Linked DNA regions of Homo sapiens: all the other regions are linked to region 1. Evidence: chromatin contacts called from ENCODE Hi-C or POLR2A ChIA-PET data. All regions are on one chromosome and are shown on one strand. The core of a region is the stretch at or near the end of the contact, and the rest is flanking DNA. Distances in the headings are between cores, read along the strand shown. Region 1 overlaps MAP4K3-DT (MAP4K3 divergent transcript). Region 2 holds the start of RASGRP3 (RAS guanyl releasing protein 3). Region 3 overlaps LTBP1 (latent transforming growth factor beta binding protein 1).

What was found. A loop is a pair of places that touch in the nucleus more often than their neighbours do. ChIA-PET counts read pairs that join two places held with the same protein, here RNA polymerase II (POLR2A). Pooled maps may share reads with other maps.
Region 2: a map with no recorded cell type shows a loop between it and region 1 (6-fold over the local background). The contact joins the promoter of RASGRP3 here to the enhancer-like site in region 1. A Hi-C loop is called at or near these places in 3 of 37 single-sample maps with no recorded cell type and 1 of 50 pooled maps. POLR2A ChIA-PET finds 5 or more read pairs at or near these places in 1 of 52 experiments (activated CD8-positive, alpha-beta memory T cell).
Region 3: a loop to region 1 is called in a map with no recorded cell type, with 10 times the contacts of the local background. The contact joins two enhancer-like sites. A Hi-C loop is called at or near these places in 2 of 37 single-sample maps with no recorded cell type and 2 of 50 pooled maps.

Annotation. Positions count from the first base shown.
Region 1 is chr2:39,490,926-39,494,568 of GRCh38, reverse strand. The region is part of intron 3 of MAP4K3-DT (MAP4K3 divergent transcript); the gene reads right to left. Among named protein-coding and RNA genes, the nearest start is that of MAP4K3-DT, 55 kb to the right of the region's middle. Within about 2 kb of position 1,773, at least 6 of the 41 ENCODE cell types and tissues checked have a DNase peak (open chromatin) inside an H3K27ac peak, as active enhancers do.
Region 2 is chr2:33,475,399-33,478,879 of GRCh38, reverse strand. It overlaps RASGRP3 (RAS guanyl releasing protein 3), which reads right to left and starts at 2,231. Exons shown (of 18, transcript NM_001139488.2): 1 at 2,173-2,231. RefSeq lists an enhancer at 2,576-2,895.
Region 3 is chr2:33,208,872-33,212,481 of GRCh38, reverse strand. All of the region lies in intron 7 of LTBP1 (latent transforming growth factor beta binding protein 1), which reads right to left. Among named protein-coding and RNA genes, the nearest start is that of MIR4430, 210 kb to the left of the region's middle. Within about 2 kb of position 1,686, at least 7 of the 41 ENCODE cell types and tissues checked have a DNase peak (open chromatin) inside an H3K27ac peak, as active enhancers do.

The DNA of each region.
Region 1 (3,643 bases), core at 524-3,023:
CTCAAACTCCTGACCTCAAGTGATCCTCCTGCCTTGGCCTTGCAAAGTGCTGTGATTACAGGCGTGAGCCACTGCACCTGGCAAAGAGCACAGGTTTTGAAGTCAAACAGACCTATCTTCAAAGTATGTTTCTGTCCTGTGCCACATCTAAACCTTAATTCCCTAAGCTGTAAAAGATGATCAAATAGGCCAGGCACGGTGGCTCACACCTGTAATCCCAGCACTGTGGGAGGCCGAGGCGGGCAGATCACCTGAGGTCAGGAGTTCCAGACCAGCCTGGCCAACATGATGAAACCCCATCTCTATTAAAAATAAGAAAATTAGCCGGGCATGGTGACATATGCCTATAATCCCAGTTACTCCAGAGGTTGAGGCAGGAGAATCACTTGAACCCAAGAAGCGGAGGTTGCAGTGAGCCGAGATCATGCCACTGCACTTCAGCCTGGGTGACAAGACTGTCTGAAAAAAAAAAGGAAAATCAGGATTTCTAAGAGATATCTCTACTCTTACGTTCATTGCAGCATTATTCATGATAGCCAAGATATGAAAACAACCTAAATGTCCATCAACAGATGAATGGATGAAGAAAATATGGTATACATATACAACAGAATATTATGCAGCCTTCAAAACAAAAGGAAATCCTGTCATTTACAACATGAATGAACCTGAAGAACATTAAGCTAAGTAAACTAAGCGAGACACAGAAAAACAAATACTGTGTTGATTTCACTTATATGTAAAAACTAAAGTAGTCAAACTTAGAACAGCAGAGAGTGGAATGTTGGTTGCCATGAGCTGGAGGGATAGAGGAATGGGGAGATATTGGAAAAGGGTTACAGAGTTTCAGTTATCCAAATGAATGAATTCTGGAGATGTATTCTACAACGATGTGACTACAATTAGCAACACTATATTATATACTTGAAATTTGCTAAGAGGGTGGATCTTAAGTGTTCTCACCACCAAAAAATAAAAAAGAAGGGAAAGAAAGGAAGGAAGAAAGAGAGAGAGAACAAAAGAAAATGGTAACTATGTGAGGTGATGGATATGTATATGATATATATGCATATTATATATATATGATTTGATATGGATATATGCATATATATGCATAATTGAAATATGTACATATTTAAAGTGTACGACATGATTTGATATGCATATATATGCATATATATCCATATATATGCATGGATATGGATATGGATATATATGCATGGATATATATGCATATCAAATCATCATGTTGTACACTTTAAATATGTACAATTTTCAATTGTCAATTATATCTCAATATGGGAAAAAGTCTTGTCATGAAGGAGATGCTTAATAAATAGTAGTTAATGTTATTATCTTTGATTGATTTGTCTTTGAATAAATTTCTGTGGCCTAAATGAGGAAGCATATTCAAGGCATATATCCAAATATTTGTAAGAGTAGAGGAATGTTCTTAATCCAAATTATATGCACCAGTATTGCTCACTTGAGTGGAAGGAAATTATAGAATGGAGTATTAACTTCCTAATGACTAGACAAAATTAGTTGAGTAAATTACCCAATCAGTTCAGGAGAAGAAAATAAAAACCTGATTCAAAGGGTTTTTTTCCCCTCTGTGGGTTCATTTTATTGCTGCAACCCTCTAATTTGTTTTAGTTATAAAGACATGGCCATTTCATTTTCAGTTTCACCCAGGAACTAGAACTATATTTTGAAATAGGGACAACTGGATTTAGAAAATCACTTTTGTACAACTAGAACTCATTTACAGCTAGTTATTCAAATATCCAGTGACAGCATAATAAAAATTTAGGGCCTTCTTTTAATTAAACACTCCAGTTTACAATTCCCTGGAAGTAGTAACACATATTTGGAAACTGCTCTCTTTCGTGTTTTTAAAATAGCATCTAACATTAAGACAGTAATTTATTAAGAAATAACTTGCTGATCTGAAAGTGTTGATGTGATTTCAAAATGTCTTTAGAATGCATCCAACTCGATGAGACTTATATGCATGGATTTGGAGAACAAGGAGCTTATCATAGGACTTTCATAGCCCTCTCAAAATGGCAAATGAAGATAAACTGCAGAAATAGGGACTGCATGTTGCAATCAAAAGGGAACCTGCCCACAGACTGAAACAAACTTGGAAAACAAATGAACGGAAGATTAAACAGTGAAGTCTAAGTACTATCACTTCTTCCCCTATGATTAAAGCCTGACAGGCACCATGAGTCAAACTGTAAATATATACTAGTTATCATAGACCTCACTGGGTTTATGCGTCAGTAAACCACAGCTGCCTCTAATTTACCATTGAAACATGTTTTAGGGAAATGAAACTAGCCACCACCTCCTTTCATGCATGTGATATACTATTCATAACCAAGCCCTAATGACAGAAGAGAGCATTCTTAAAATAGTCTAATGGCTTTTTTGTATTCAACAATACAATCCCCCTATATTTTTTATACCTAACTCACCACATATTCAAGAATTTTCCATCATGTGCTTAACTTTAAATTTTTAAATGGTTTTCTTCACCTGAGCTGGCAGCTTTACTATTGCACTAGTCCAAACATATAGATGGGAGCGTCCTTAAATATGCAGCAAGACACACGTGATATAAATAGGAGGAATCATAGTATAGGACCACCTAATAATAATAAAGCCAATGTTTACTTAGTGCTTACTATTTACCTAACATTGTGCTAAGCACTTTTGAAGAATTATTTTGTTTAATCAGCAATTCCAACAAGACAAAATTCCAGTGTCCCAGATGATAAGACTAGCGAAACTTAAAAATCCTAATGTTAAAAAATTAAACCGCTAAGTGAAAATTAGTTTTTCATGGGTGATTTCTTGGCAATTTATAAAATTTAAGTTTTCCTAAAATTAACTGTAAACTGATACATATTAATCATACATAGCAAATGTCTACAGTCAAATTTTAAGCTATTTCTCTGCTTTATTAGCCATTTATATCAGCTTTTATACGAAACTTCCTTTTCATAGGTGCAATTGAAGACAAAGGATCAAAGCTTTTTCACTGGGCACGGTGGCTCATGCCTGTAATCCCAGCACTTTGGGAGGCCGAGGCGGGCAGATCACGAGGTCAGGAGATCGAGGCCATCCTGGCTAACATGGTGAAACCCTGTCTCTACTAAAAATACAAAAAATTAGCCAGGCGTGGTGGTGCACACCTGTAGTCCCAGCCACTCAGGAGGCTGAGGCAGGAGAATGGCGTGAACCCAGGAGGCAGAGGTTGCAGTAAGCCAAGATCACTGAACTCCAGCCTGGAGGACAGAGCATGAGACTGTCTCAAAAAAAGAAAAAAAAAAAGTTTTTTGTACTTTAAGCTAACTTTCATGAAACTATCCTATCATCAGAAACCCACTGCCAGTGGGCACAGTGGCTCACGCCTGTAATCCCAGCACTTTGGGAGGCTGAGGCAGGTAGTTCACTTGAGGTCAGGAGTTCAAGACTAGCCTGGCCAACATGGTGAAACCCCATCTCTACCAAAAATAAAAAAATTAGCCAGACGTGGTGGTGCGTGCCTGCAATCCCAGCTACTCGGGAGGCTGAGGCAGGAGAATCACTTGAACCTGGGTGGCAGAGGTTGCGGTGAGCTGAGATTGTGCCA
Region 2 (3,481 bases), core at 982-3,481, 6.0 Mb after region 1:
AAATACACTTGTTTAGCGCATCATTTGGCAGAGTAAGTGCACAATAAAAGTAAGGGATTGTTATTAGCGTTGAAATTATGATGGAAGCCTTGAGCTCTCTCTTCTGGCTCTGCACCGTAACTCCGATAAATTTGCTACAGTTTCCTCATCTTTGATACGAAAGAGTTAAATCGCACATTCTATCATTCCTATCCAGGTCAAAAAGTCTTTGAGTCAATGGATGTACTATCTGCAAGTAAAATCATTATTTTTTATTATTTTGCTATTAATATTTTGAAAAGGCATGGGTTTTTCAAAGGAGCCTGTTGGCTCTCAAAAATACAGCAGTTGGATAATTCAACTGCTCCCATTTAGACATTCCATTTTATTATGGGAGGCTCGATGATTCCGGAGACACAATTTCACCAGAGGGTTCTCTTCCACTATCAACCTGTGGAAAATCTGAAACTATACCAGGAACAAACTCCCTAAAGAATGACTCAGGAGGAACCCCCTCCCCCAGCAGTCAGACAGGGAAGTCACAGACCACATGGCCGCGGGCTGACCCAAGGACCTCACACAAATGCCATACCGAGGAACAGAGAAGTTGGGACTATTTTTCCTCATTGGCCACTCTACATTTTGTGGATTCTTCTACATTTGAAGGAAAAGAAGGTGGAGAACTTCTCAATGTCAGACTAGCCATTTGTTTAGACAGGGCATCCGAAACTGCTTCCATCAGAGAACATTGGTTGGTGCGGTACTCAAGACCCACTGTGCTGAGGGAAACTCGATCGCAGAAGTGCCGTGCCCTGGGTCATTTTTAATCCATTCTCCACAAACAACAAAGGATGGTAAGGGTGGGGAGAGAACAGTGTTCCCTCATGGCAGGGGGCAGAGGGCGAAAGAAAACCGTATAGCTTGAGCCTGTATGAGAATCCATTTGTCACACGAGGAAACAAGCGCACTCCAGGTTGTCCTAGGCTTATCACAAGCAAAACAACTATTTGGTGAGACTTCAAATAAAAACAGCCCCTCTCTGCCCACCCTCCTCAAGATCCACGCGATCTCCAGAAACAGGAACCTGTTTGGTTATCTCCCTGCAGCCTCTGATTCAAAGACCTGTCACTTTCAGAGCTTTACGTCATCAGTTTAGAGCTCTGCCCTCTCTCTTTTCCCCTTTTGCCTTTCCTCTGAAGCATTCTGTCTGGTGACTACCAAGGAAGGACAAAAGTCACCGAACAACAGCTCAGTTCCAGCATGGTGCCTGCTTTGCTGCTCGCCCAAGCGCAAGCACCATTACTGCTGAATGAACCTGAGAAGGAGCCGGTTCTCTCCGTAATTTGGATGCCAGGCCTCCCAGAGTTAATCATCAGCTGCAGGCAGCACTTTCCCAGTCAGGTCATAAACAAGGAAAAAACAGCCTGAGTATCACGAAAACACTAAAATAAGGAAGACCAGCGGCAACCGAACATTTTAAAGTAATGAAGGTGAAGGAAGACCAGGGGCAACTGAACATTTTAAAGTAATGAAGGTGAATTAGCTTGTTGGGGGGAAAAAAAGTCGCTATAAAATACAGCTTTCAATTAGTTGGAAACCATGCAAGAAATCTAAATATGATTTCTAATGTGAATCTAAATATTATTTTGTCAGTCTTCTATATTGCAGACAGTTCTACACAGTTAAATGAGATATTCTCAAAAATTGAATAGGAAAAATCAAATCAGCCATACAATAAATTCACAAGTTACTTTAAACAACTACGTTTTCAGGTTTCAGTGGTAGAAACAGATTAAAATCAAATCTAGTCATCAACTCACTTCAATGAAGTCTCTACTTCATAACCTGAACTTGACTTTGAACCTAAACACCATGGACTAGAAAAATCTTGAACACTGGGAAACAAACTTTCTGTTTCCTAGACAGGAATGAAGCCATATGCCCCATTCATCCTCAAAGTTACAAGACACGTTGCCGAAAATAACAGGTTCTAAAAAAGGGCTGTGAAAACACCAATGGCTGTTAACAGGTACAAATAAAATATCTCCTTCTATCGTGCCAGAGGGAAACCAAAATCAAAATCAAAAGTTGTTGGTGGCTTGCAACACACACACACACACACACACACACACACACACACACGGAGAGGGAATGAAAGAGAGAGAGAGAGAGGAAAGTTCTCCAGTTACTTACTAGGGTGGTTTTGTCGTGGTATTTTTCACATCAGCACTCTGCCTGTCCAGCTGCCAAGTGCCGGAGCACGCCGAGAGCAGCTGTTTCCTTCAAGCTGGGGCTCTGAGTCTTAACCAGTCACATGTACCTCCTGATAAATACCGCCCGCCACCGTGCCAGGAGGTCAGAAACTGAAGATCATTCTTCTCCTCACTCGCAAACCACCTCATAACCCCTGAGTTGGCTCAGCCATCTCATGAGCATGCAGAGCGGGATATTCCACAATTTGTTTTCCTTTAGTGACAAAAGCCAAACAGCTGATAAGTCACACTGAAGGGCAGGTCACTGCAAGTGGAAAGTTAAATGTGTTTGCGTGTGTGTGTGCGCAGAGGGGGAGACTGGCAGGCTCCATGCTCTCTCATCTCACTCAAGTTTCACTGGGGCTCTCGAACGGCAAGAGAGAGGATCACCAACTCGCACAGCAGGTGGAAGTTGCTCTGTGTTAACCCCGGAGTACAACTGTTTGGTTTCGTTTTCTCAGAATCTCAGGCTCCAGTTTGTTAGACGAGCCACAAGCCTGACTAGGTGGCTGGTGCTGGGGAAGGCAGACCCTCACTCACCATCTAAGAATGCTTAGGTTGGACTTCAAAGGCCGGGGCTGCTAAGCCAAGGGACGCTGAGGGGCAAATATGGGAGGGGTTAATGAAGACTATCAAAGGCAGCTTTATCTGAAGAGCTCTTGGAAGTGATTTCAGGTAGCTTTAGACCAAACTTCCGCATTGTTATCTGTTGAATTGCATCGAGCAGCTGAGATTATCAGCCGGCGAGTGTGAATGCAAACAGAAATTATCACCAAGTTGACAACGCGCTTTACAGACGCACTACTGCCCCCTTTGGTGTGCTGGGAACTTGGAGCAAACTGCCGTTTTCTGTGCTGCTCGCAAACGTGGCAAACCATCCCTGATGTTTTGTTGAATTCATATGTCTCACCTGAGCTGATGTTCCCACCCTTCCCTTTTCATCCTCCCTTCCAAGGAAAGCCCTTGAAGTATCTGACTTTACGTAGTGTCTGACCTTGGATGTCTGACTTCTTGGTATAGTAAGGGTGACACTTCCCCGAATCAGTGTCTGAGCCTGCCCTTCAGGTAGAGATATGACATAGAGGCAGCCTATTTGGCAAAGTGAACATCCAGAAAAGATGGTTGAAGTCCCCCAGGGGATTTCTGAACCATAATGTGCCTGTTAAACTATTAACCCTGATTTTTAACACATAATATCTTACTCAGTGTAAGAGCCTGTGTGAGTAATCTTTTATATTTAGGCTTTGTCT
Region 3 (3,610 bases), core at 437-2,936, 6.3 Mb after region 1:
AATACAAGTTACTACACACCACAGCAAAACTCAAGTGTTTCTGCTGCTCTCACATCTATAATAGGACTGCGTCTAGGCAGACGGCCTCCTAACCACCTCCTTTTGTCTTATCTCCTCCTCCCTCATTTCCACATCTCTAGAGTTGCTCATGCTGCCTGGGCCTCTAACTACAGCACTTATACAAATAAGGCAAAAGGAAGAAAAACAAACAAAGCTACTCCCAGCCTTGATTCAGCAGTGCACTGGTCATGATTCCTGGAACACTGAGTGCATGAAAATAACTTTTCAACCCTTCCTATGTGCACATCTGTATGAACACTGTGATGCAGAAGGTAAGGCTGTTCAAGAATCATTACAATTATTCCACAAATATCCATGTTACTACATTTACAACACAAAATTATTATAAGCAATAGTGAAAAAAACCTTTAATTTTGAAGCTAGTCATCAAAAATTACAGATTGCAGGGTAATGTATGTATCTAAATCTTGGCCTGACTGGGAACACATATCTTCAGACTTTAATCTCATTTTTGAGGTAATACTGTAGCACTTCCCTGATATTCAAAGTTGGGCTGTGATCATAGACACTTTTACATCTGCCTATCAATGTGAGAGGAAAGATAGTTCAAAACTTATCTGGTAACCAAGGATTACAATTTTTGTCAATTAAAAACTCCCCACTGGAGTTGCTTCAGAGGCTGAATGATGATTTGAAGAGATTGTGATAGATGGTGGAATATGGTTTCATAAGGTTTTATAAGATTTAATTTTCACGTATTAAAATCGCTGGTACCTATAGTGCCTACAACGTACCCTCATTCCAAGAGTGTTTGCTGCACTGTGCAGAGTCCTGGGGAAGGAGGATCCAGCAGTGGTGGTAAGAAAAGAGTGCTGGACTGGAGTCATTAGACTTGGATTGAAATCCCAGAAACTTCTTACTAGCAGTGAGAAGTTCAGCAAATCATCCAACCTCTCTGAGCCAGTAATCCCAACCCCAAAGGATTGTGAGATTAAATGATGCTTGTCCAATCCCAGATACTGGGACTCCATCAACCCCTGTGTGGGGATTAGAAAAGGGCAGCTGTAGGATGTGACCTGCATCAGGACATGGAGTTGGATGAGCAGAGCATGGGCTGGACTCCAGGCCCCAATCATCCTCCTCAACTGGTGCCTGGTGTGGGTAAAACCTATAACCAGCATTAAAGTACTAGCCATTTGATAAACTCTCAGGACACATTTATTAAAAGTCTTCAGATATTTAACTATTAAAAGGGCCACTCCATAAAGATAGCCACATGTCAGGAACCTACTACTTAATCTTACTATTTAAAACACTAAAAAATGATAAACTGAAATACTCTTATTAATTGTCTTCATTACATGTATATAACTCATTTTATTATGCTATGAAGGACTATTATATAATAAAGTATAAAATATTTTAAGTTTCAGTAGAGAACATCTTTTAGAGCCAAAGGAGAGAACCCAAAACGTTAAAGTGATACAGGTTTCAAAAAATACTTGTAGAGACTGCACTGAGGGAAAACATGAAATAAAACAGAAGTCTGATTCATTGTAACTCTTGCAAGAGTAAGTAGGACTGTGTTTAGGCAAGAACTGAAACAAGGAAGTGACTCAATGGCTCTACTGGGGAGAGAGATTCCAAAGAGATGGAACAGCTCTAGCTAAGCATAACACCAACCACCAGCTGGGAGAAAAGCCAGTGGCAACGGAGGAGGGTAAAGACAGGGGAAGGCAGGTCAATACGAAGGAACAAAGAGTGGGTGTGCAGAGTCAGAGAAGATGTGGAGCTAAACCATGGAGGGTTTTCCAAATTTGAGATTAGATGTACAGTTGGATATAAAAATCAACCAGGAAACAGGGGAAAAGAAGCATCATAGTTCCTTTTCTCAAAGCAAAAAAGTTTATATTGCTTCCAATTAAATAATTAGCATCTTTGAAACAATGGTAAGTACAGAAAGACTGATGAGGATGAAGAGGAGGAAAAGGAGAAAGAGATAATGTTTTTATAAAGGTAAAGTGTTCTATATCTAGTACTTCCCCTGAAATGTAAAAAAGAATTACCAGGACAAAGTATATCATTCACAGGGAGGAAAAGGAAGAAACTATACTGGAGATAAACATAATCAGGAATAACAAGAGGACAAAAATTTGAAATTAGATGATTGGAGGCCCATTGACTGTACTTTTTCTCAAACAAACAGCAGAAAGGAGTTAAGTTCAGCACGAATAATATCTTATCTCAACAAATGCTGTCCAGCCACAGCAAAAAGACTTCTGAACACAAAGCAAACTCCCAGATATCTACTTGCCTTGCAGCATTAGCACATTATGAACAGGAAACAGACTTTTCTGCACAACCACATTCCCCTTGAACTCAGTGAAAAGCAATGTAAGGATGACCCACAACTGGGTAAATGGCAAGAGGGCAGCTTTTGAAAATAGAAAAACATTCACATCTTCACTTTACCAATTACCACCTCCATGACTATAGGCAAAACTCTCAACGTCTCTCTGCCTATTTTGTCTTCTATAAAATGGCACTAGAGACATCCGTTTTTCATGGAGCTCTTGAGTGGACTGAGACAACACATGTGAGACGGACTGTATGTGAGACAGCCATATGGCCAAGCCCCACTGGGCTTGTATTAGATCTCTTCCCCCAGGCTCCTCCTTTAAAAACCTGGGCTTATTTAACAAAAGAGCAATTAATCTAGTAGTTATTCGATATACAATATCCCAGATTCAGCCTACAGATAAGAGATGTATAAAATAAACACGTAAGTTAGATATAGAAATAAAAGAAAAAGATATTCTTAAGACCTTGCTAAAAATATTCAGGTTTTCTCAAAAGTGCTCTGGCTAGTAAAGAAATACTCAGTGAATTAATGCTGTGGAGGGCATGTCATTGTATAGATTTCATTTTAACTCTGCTTAAGAAGCACAACATGGTATCATGGAATTCCAATAATTCAACTTGTAAATATTGACGTTCAAGCGGCAGATGATTTCACTTTGGGGACATCACGATCGTACTTGTCATGGTGCTATGTTTTGGTGCCAGAGAACCAAGACCATGAAGCAACAGCAATGGAGCTCACTGTGCTCCTTCCCCTCAAGGATCCATGGCCCAATCACAAAACACCACACAGCATGCGACTCTCTAACTAAGTCAGGTCCCAGAGAATATAGCTGTCCTTTCAGGTTTAGATAGCAATGGTTTCTTGTGAATCCTCCATCCCTAGAAGAAATGGCCTAAGAGTCAGGGTGCAATAGTAGAAAGACTGGCCAGGTGCGGTGGCTCACACCTGTAATCCCAGCACTTTGGGAGGCCAAGGCAGGCGGGTCACTTGAGGTCAGGAGTTCGAAACCAGCCTGGCCAACATGGTGAAACCCAGTCTCTACTAAAAACACACACAAAAAAATAGCCAAGCTTGGTGGCGGGCGCCTGTAATCCCAGCTACTTGGGAGGCTGAGGCAGGAGAATTGCTTGAACCTGGGAGGCGGAGCTTGCAGTCAGCCGAGATCGCGCCACTGCACTCCAGCCTGGGAGACAGAGCGAGACTCCATCTCAAAAAAAAAAAAAA